Regions from separate parts of the Mus musculus genome. Here region 2 is linked to region 1. A link is a loop called in an ENCODE intact Hi-C map of the cell type or tissue named here. Cell type or tissue: heart. All regions are shown on one strand. Each heading gives the region's core, and the rest is flanking DNA. Links, peaks and the distances in the headings are about the cores only.

Region 1 (4,395 bases), core at 317-4,316:
TGTGTGTGTGTGTGGTGTATGCATATGTATGTGTATGTGACTATGTGTGAGTGTGGTGTATGCTTATTATAGGTATGTGTATGTGTGGTGTATGCTTATGTATATCTATCTGTGTGAGTGTATGTGTGTGGTGTATGCATATATATATATGCATATATATATATATGTATGTGTGTATGAGTGTGTGAGTATGTGTGTCTATGGTATATGTGTGTGTGTGGTGTATGCATATGTATATGTATGTGTGTGTGAGTGTGTGAGTATGTGTGTCTATGGTATATGTGTGTGTGTGTGTGTGGTGTATGCATATGTATATGTATGTGTGTGTGAGTGTGTGTGTATGTGTGTCTATGGTATGTGTGTATGGGTGGTATATGCATATGTATATGTGTGTGAATATGTGTAGTATATGCATATGTGTATGTATGTGTATGTAGTGTGCATGTGTGGATGTGTGTGTGTGTGTGTGTTGTATGCCTATGAGAAGCCATGTGTTCTGGCCTGGCTCCTCCCACTGTGATTTCCTGGAGCAACATTTTGCAAGAGAGGGAGAGAAGCATGACAAGGTCAACTCTAGGACAGGAGGCTTTCTAGAGAAGTGGCCTCTTCACGGGAGGAAATGTGGTAGAACCATGATTGGACATCCACATAGGAGCCTCTGAGGGTCACAATGGAGCTGACGTCTTGTGGTTCAAATTCTAGGCACAGCTTTCAGAACGATTTATTGTCTTTTTAATTTTTTTCTTTTCTGCTTTGACAGCATACATTTAAGAAATAGAGTGAAAATACAGATTTAAGCAGAATGTTGAAATGTAAAAGGTAAAACTCCCTGGAATGTGTACATCCTTCAGGGAACCCTGATCCTTCTTGCCTGCTCCACTCTTCATAGCTCGGCCCCCAGCAATCAGCTTACCTGGGGTCTGTGACGCAAGGAACCAGTCCCTCCCAGTCCAGAGGGTGTACCATCACTCCACACTACACCCTCTCCAGGCCATTCTATGACCAGTATTAGTCACACATGAGAGAGAGAGAGAGAGAGAGAGAGAGAGAGAGAGAGAGAGAGAGAGAGAGAGAGAGAGAGGTGATTATCATGGTGGAGTTGCAAATAGACATCCATCCAGTTTCACTCCTTTGGAAACAGCTCCACACCTGGCTGGCTTCCAGTCTTTCAATTTCTCATTAATGTTCTTCTAGCCATATTTCTTTGTTCACTAACAAAGGATTTGTCCCACATGCTAAAAGTCCCCATAAGCCCTGTGGTAAGATGAAAGTCCCGAGACTCCCATGCTCTGGCCTGGAGAGCTTGTTTCCAGATTTTTCTGTCCTGCCCTTTCATCTCCATACAGACAAGAGACAAACCTCAAACACGAAGGGGGCTCTGCCCCAGATCCACAGACAGCTGGGATCTGCAGCCATGCCCCTGTGTTTAGCCAGGAAAGCCCAGTCCCTCTGCAGGAAGGAACTAGTGCTCCAATCCGTACATAGTTCCCCCGCCTGCCTGTGCTTCTGAGCTGCTCTGAAGTTCATGTGTCCTTAGGCTACTGTCAGGTTTATCAGATAATGCATGAGTGTCTGTCAGGCTTCTTGCTCAGCTCACCTTTGCCTCCAACACAGTTCAATTTCTACCTTTCTAGAGGCTTCTTCGATTGCACTTCTCCTTCTTCCATCAGTGCCCGCTGCCACCTTGATTTGCTTGTGCCTACCCAGCCTCTTCTACACTTGTGACATATTCATTTCCACCTGGACTGGTGCTCTGTCCCTCCTGTAAATCTAAAGCCTGGCAGGCCTTCCTTGGAAAGCGAGCCCTTCTAACTTTCTCCTTTCCAAAAGCCCCTCACCCCCATGAAACTCCTGATTTTAGTTTCTCCTCCCCCTGACCTCCACATGAACTTATATTCATATACTCCAAAAATGTGTAGTTGGAAAGAACCTCGGAGGACATTCAGTGTAAGCTCCCTGAGAGGGCAGCAGCTGACCATGTCTGAAATGGGAAGAAAGCGCCCAACCCCCTCCAGGGCCAGTTCAAAGCTTTCCTAACAGAGAGCAACAGGCTGCTGCTGGTCTCATCTGTGTCCCCTACAACAAAGCCAAGCACAACAAAGCCGTTTGTGCCGGACTGTTTTTAAAGTAGACACAATGACCTCAAGAACCACCCTCAGAATTGCAGTCGTTAACCAGAAATGACAGTAAATATAATTTTCTGTATGTGGTGCCTTATTTTGGTATGGCCATCAAGGCCAGTTCTTTGGAACAGATTTTTTTTTTTAATTTGGCTGAATGTTACATGTAGTTGTTAACTTAAAAAAGTCTACTTCCTATAAAACACTTCTTTTATGACTCATATTAACTGAGGAGCCCACAATGTGAGAAGCATCTGAGATAACAATAACCATTCGCTCATCTCGGGAGGGTCCAGGTCTCAGCTTCCTCCCCTAGTGATGGGTTTCAGATAATTCACAGCACTCAGAGCCACCCACAACTGTTTATGCAGCTTTCGTCATTTGGTGGTCTCTGCAGACTCCCGCTTTTACCAAACAACTCTGTGTTGATGTTACAAACTCTGGCTGCCTCAGAAAGGGCATGCTTCCAGGTATAATGCAGAAAGGGCATGCTACCCAGTGTGACTATGTGGAGATCCGATGAGAACAGGGTACCAGCAGGCCTCCTGCAAGAAGCAACCAGGACAGTAAAAGTATTTCTGCTGAAGTTCAGGCAACTAATCAGATGAAAGTCTGCAAGTTTGCATTCCCTCTCAGGAAAAGGACAGACAGTCAGGTCAGCTGCAGCTTTCTTGTGGCTGCTGTGAGCTCTCAGCAGGAATGCATCCTGGCCAGGACTATAAGTGTTTGTTGGCTTACAAGTGAACCCCAGTTCTAGGGAGCCCAGAACAAAAAAATCAGCAGTTTAGAGAGAAAATGGGGAGGAGCTTTGAGCATGTTCTCTCTCTCTCTATTTTTCTTTCTTTCTTTTTTAATGAACCATAAAATTACCTTTTCTCCATCCCATCTCTAAACAGGGATGCATGCCCACACGTGCACACACCACCCACTTGGTCCTTTAAACAGGTCTGTTCAGATTTCTGAGGCAGAGAGCAGGAATGTAGCAAGCAGGGGACAGGAGGCAGGCTCCCGGCTCCCCACCCACTGGCAGCAGGAGGAGCAGCTGTTTCAAATCTGTTGTGCACACTGACTGTCCCCAGGAAGACTTTCTTTGGTGAGAGGGCTTGAGACTAAGGAGGAGAGGGGGAGAGAAGGAGAAGGAGCAAAAAGAGTGTGAGGAAGAACAGACGAGGGAGAAGCAGAGGGGAGGAAGTAGGAGTTCTAGCAGGAGAGAAATGTAAAGGCCCTCTGGGCACAGAGGTCTCTATGCAGGGACTAGCCCAGCCATCCTTCTTAGGGTTATTAGCTAAGAGTCAGGAAGCCAGCCTCTTGCTTCCACTCTGCTCACTAGCAATTGCCCTTAAAAAAAATAATTACTTTATATATGTTGTTGAGCTGACAATGTTCACCATGGGACGCCACCGTAGGAGAGAAGTAACGAGACAGCGTTGTCAGAGTTCACTCTTTGTACTTCGGAAAAACCGAATGCTTTTTATTTCTCCAGGCTCTGTGCGATGGCAGAGAAGCTCTTAGAATACACCTGGTCTCTGGGTGAGTCCAGTGGAAATTATCCAGGAGATTTTAGGCTTTATCCTGCCTGGGTGAAATCTCAGCTCACCGTACAAGCTCAGATCTGCGGTGGGAGCAAGTTACTATGAAATAGCGACAGCAAGAAGAGCGCATGCCCCACCCGGCTGATGTGAAGACCTAGGCCAGCGAGTGAAGAGAATAGAGCTGAGATGCCCTTGCCTAAGTGATGGCCATGGATGGGGTGTGCCGGCCTCAGAGAGGAAGGATTCTTGTTAAAGAGGAGCGTGAGGACAGCTGCTTGAGAAGACCAGGGAAGGTACAGATAACCCTGTTAACAGAGTTAACGGAGATTGCTCCTTATCATCACTATGAGAAAGCTGAGTCGGCAGCAGCTTGAGCGGGAGCTGGGTGAGCAGGGCCTTCCTGCGTTGGTTTAAGGTAGATGAAGTGCACTTTAACCAACGGCCATGTGGTAGCAGCCACTGCTCGATGCTCAGAGGGAGGATTCTGGTGAAGAGGACTCAGGGACTTCTGAAGTCATAATCACGGGAGAAATTTTTGAGGAAGGAGAATAGAAAGCCAGGTCCAGAAGACCTTGGGCCAAGCCTTACTAAATTAATACATGGAAAACAAAAACAAAAACAAAAAACTGATGAAGAAGGCTCACGTGCCTCCTGTAACGACCACTAAAATGTAGCCACGGGTGAAGGCATAAGAATGCCAGTGTCCAAGCCTGTGGCTCATCATAACACCAAAATGCCCATGG
Region 2 (4,395 bases), core at 87-4,086, 440 kb after region 1:
TCATGTTAGGATGTACAGGCCTTCGTGCAGTAACCACTTTGCCAAGTGCCTGGTCTCAGTGGCTTTTCAGATTCTATGTAGGACTCAGAGATAATGCATGATTGTTGTTTTAGAGGTTTTTAAGTTCATTTCAACAAAAAAAATTCTTTTGGAAATCTAACTGTATATGAATACACTGATAGATATCATGCATGAGAACTTGAATATCCCCACCACACTCCTTTCCCCAAATTAAATGCAATGCGAGATTTCTGAGAGAGAGGATGCCCTGCTCAGGAAGCACTCTCAGCCTTCCTCTGTCATCGCTAAGTGTAACGATGTCCCCCCCCCCCCCCCTCAGTGGACCTGCAGAAAAGTGTAGTTCTAGAAGCAGTTATGAAGTCTTTGTCTTCTTTTTTTTTTCCATGAAAATTTTGAGTGAACTGAGGACTAAAACATCTTATTCCTGGCCCAGACAATTTCCTAAAGTTTTGATGTAAAACTCTTTTAGAGATAATTTTGTGTGTGTGTAATCTTGTGTAGCATTTATTTTTTTGTAAAAGTACTGAATGAACATTTAAGATGGGAATCCTGACATTTGTACTTACAGTCTTTTAGTTCTGGCCTATGCTATTTGGCTTATGTCTGAAACTACATCGGGAGAATGTAGTTCTGACCTTTGATTTTTGAGCTGTTTTAAAGTGGTCCTTTCCTGTGCTATCTTACTTTCAAGTTCCTTTATGCCCAAGAAATTATCCTAGCTCATTAATGAATCATGTATCTTATCTGGTAAGTTATTAGAAAAGCTTCCTTGTTTTCTTTAATAATTTTGAGGAAAGCTGCTTTCTTCTCTGTTAAATCAGCATCTGGGGTATCATTAGTATTGTATGTATATATAGTTTTTTAACTTCAGTGATCCAAAGGCAAGGTTAGTTGTCTTTTCGAGGTCATCCTATGTGCCGGAATTTAGATTGGTGTTTCTCTTTTGACTGAAGTACTTATTTTTCTTGAGAGATTAGTGTGACTCTTCTGCATTTTAATACTCGTGTTTCATGAACATCTGCCTTCTGCCAAATTTTTAATACTCAAAAGTTACTTCTTTCTTTCCAAGCATTTCCTAGAATGTAGCCAATTAAGTTCAGTTTGTTCTAGATCAGTGGATACCGGAACAGAAAGGAGGTATTTCTTACCTGATAATGTGTGTGTGTTCCGATTCTGCTAATCCAGAAATCCAATCACAGTTGTTGAAAATCATCCTTAGTTATTATTGTTTGGGAGTCAACTCCCTATTTTAGACGTTTCTGAAAATCAGTCCCTAGATGTGCTTTAGACAGGGTAGAGTCTTACCTCTTTCAGAACACTGCTAAGGCGTTTCAACTGGAACATAGTCTGAAGAAGCACTGAGAGCAAAGAATCAGAGTGGTGATTGGCCACCTCTGTTTGATTGACAGGTTGCAGGGAGAAACCCATTCGTTCTGGATTAATGGAACTGGAAAACAGAAAACAATTATCAGGTAAAAAAACCCTTTTCTTTAACCTTTAAAATTCACCATTAGAAGATGATTCAGACCACCAGGGAATTTTTTTTTTCTAAACCAAAAAGAATAAAATTTAGTGTCTTGTAAGGAGTGATCTCTTGCTACAACTTCTGAGTGTTACCAAAAAAAGAAAAAGAAAAAAAAAATGCTACCTTTGCTCTATGTTCTTAGCCTTTACAGAAAGGGCAGCAATGAATGGAAATAGATGGAATGTATGGTTCAGTTATGTTTTAATCTGGGTAGATTCTCTGGGTGGGAGGAGAAATCTGTGTATTTTTATTTTCTCAGTTGTGTCTGGTCTGTGACTGGGTTCTTGGTTTTTTAATGTTGTTAATTTGGCATTTTTCATGAATTTGCACAAATTTTACTGTACTCTGCTTATTATACTTAATCTTCCCTCTATCAGGATGTTTGCATATTTTTAAATCTTTCCATTATAGAATTCTAGTAACACTAGTACCGCTTCTTTATATTTTAATGGCAGTTTCCTGATTTTCTTTAAATGTGTTTCAGATTGAAGGACAAGGACATGGTGCAGTGTTTGACTGCAAATGCTCCCCTGATGGTCAGCACTTTGCATGTACAGACTCTCATGGACATCTTTTAATTTTTGGTTTTGGGTCCAGTAGCAAGTATGACAAGGTAGTGTATGGCATATTTTCCTGTTTCTTAAATACATGGGTGTCTGGGGTTATATGTTTTACCTTTGGAGTGGGTGAGTATGCATATTGTTAAAAGTAGAAAACTTGGGGCTGGAGAGATAGATGCTCAGTGACTAAGAGTACTTGCTATTCTTTGAGAGGACCAGAGTTTGGTTTTCAGCACTCATGGCAGGCAGGCAGGCCAAAACTATAATTCCTGCTTCAGGGGATTTGATAAGCACGTGCACTCATATGTACATACCCTTATGCACACACACACACACACACACACACACACACACACACACACACACACACACACCCCTATACATAATTAAAAATGATTTTTAATATCAGCTCAAGGAGTCCTATCTTAAAACACTCAGAAGACTTGTTTTTAGAAAGCAGAATAAGAAAAACATGTATAAAGTCTTTACTAAAATTAAATTGTAATTAGTTCAAAAGGAGCAACTTTTTACATATTCTGTTAGAACAATCTAGATTTGCATTTGTAACTTGTGATAAATTACCTTGAATAGAAGTTAATACCCATAAAAGGATGTTTCAACTTATGTGAAATGCTATATTTACACAGGTAATATACACTTAGGTAGGATAAAATAGCCTTATTTTTCATGTGATTCTTGAAATGTGTGACCTGCTAAAATTTTTGTTATTAAAGATTCTTTAGGACTAGTTTTTAAAATACTTAAATGTTTTCTCTGTAGTAGGATGAATAATTAATTCATATTTTAATGTATTGAAAATTAATCAACGAAAATTTTGTTATATAAGGGTTCAATTAATTCATAATAATTTTACATTATCACAAACACTCTAGACACTGCTTTCTTTTATATTAATATTCTATAGTTAATATTTCATAAATCTTGAGTATAGCTCAATATTATATCACATGTTTGGAATGCTCGGGATTCTATATTCAATCCCTCTCAAGTACAACAATCCTAATCATTTAAAATAGAGTGTATTATCTGAAAGTAAGAGTACCTTTGGATGTCTTATGCCTAGATGTAATTTTACTTAACGTTTACATTGAAACTTTTAAAAAATGCATATGGCTTGTTACACTTGTTTACAGAGAAAACAAAGGCAGTAGGTTTTAATTTGATAAGCAGTGAAGGTAGTATAGTGATGTGTTTAAAATTAATTGAGTAGAAGATTTTTTTGGTACCTTGAATCATTTTAATTCTGGAAATTAAACACATAATATATGTTCAAACTAAATCCTAGTTTCATACAGTTCTTTAAGTAATTGAACCATAACTTGTGGCACAGTATTTGGCTTTTTTTAGAAATTTAAGCAATTTCTTCATGATAAATTTTATTTTTCCAGTATTTTATGGACCTTTCTTTTTACAGATAGCAGATCAGATGTTTTTTCACAGTGATTATCGGCCTCTTATCCGTGATGCGAACAATTTTGTATTAGATGAGCAGACGCAGCAGGCACCTCACCTCATGCCTCCCCCTTTTCTGGTTGATGTTGATGGAAATCCTCATCCATCAAGGTACCAGCGATTGGTTCCTGGTCGGGAGAACTGCAGGGAGGAGCAGCTCATTCCTCAGATGGGAGTAACTTCTTCAGGTAGGCCTCGGGTTTCACAGGAGTCAAGGTTCTCACAGATTTTAAAACTTGTTTAATCTTTGTTTTGAGCAGATGGAAAGTTTTCCAATAAATAAATATGAATTGCAAGATAATTAAAACATTGAAAATTTGAATCAATAGTTTTGGTTCTTACCAATGTCTAACCTCAAGGAATTAATAAGATTGCCTTTTTACTTCATTTATTCATTTAGCAACATTTATTAAAAACCTTCTGATCTGTTAAGCCAATTCAGTAGGAAATTTGGTCTTTGCTCTCAAAAACTTAGTTACAAAGATAAATTAACAATTATAAACAAATATATAGTTGTGATTGTGATTGATGTTAGTAAAATTAATAATAGTAAAAAAAGCCTAAGCTAGATTGACTTCATGCTGGACTGTATTTTATGAAAAGATCAACTTTTACTTTTTAAATTTGAGACAAGATCTTACTATATAGGGCCACCTGGCCTGGAACTCAATATGATAGTCCAAACTGCTCTCAAATCACAGAGATCTCTCTGCTTCTGCCTCCTGAGGCCTAGGATTAAAGCATGTGGTAGCACTCCTGGCTAGAAACATCAACTTTTAAAGATTTTTGTAAGATAGTAAAAAAAAAAAAAAAAAA

The links. Peaks named below come from ENCODE experiments on the same cell type or tissue, not always from the same donor. Only the 100,000 strongest peaks of a DNase experiment are listed, where the experiment ranks them.
Region 2: it touches region 1 in a loop (2.1-fold over the local background); 2 of 42 quality-filtered maps call a loop at or near these places.

The regions. Positions count from the first base shown.
Region 1 is chr9:83,348,453-83,352,847 of GRCm38, reverse strand. It overlaps Gm40536 (a long non-coding RNA gene), which reads left to right and starts at 3,051. Exons shown (of 5, transcript XR_003948197.1): 1 at 3,051-3,213; 2 at 3,604-3,945. It overlaps Gm46123 (a long non-coding RNA gene), which reads right to left and starts at 1,349. Exons shown (of 2, transcript XR_001779248.2): 1 at 914-1,349. In heart, for the core only: a CTCF peak has its summit at 1,955; DNase peaks (open chromatin) are centred at 2,017 and 3,157; H3K27ac peaks cover 871 bases.
Region 2 is chr9:82,913,060-82,917,454 of GRCm38, reverse strand. Phip (pleckstrin homology domain interacting protein) reads left to right here. Exons shown (of 40, transcript NM_001081216.1): 16 at 2,031-2,159; 17 at 3,542-3,767. Among named protein-coding and RNA genes, the nearest start is that of Gm39382, 51 kb to the left of the region's middle. In heart, for the core only: no CTCF peak of the experiment used is centred there; no DNase peak of the experiment used is centred there.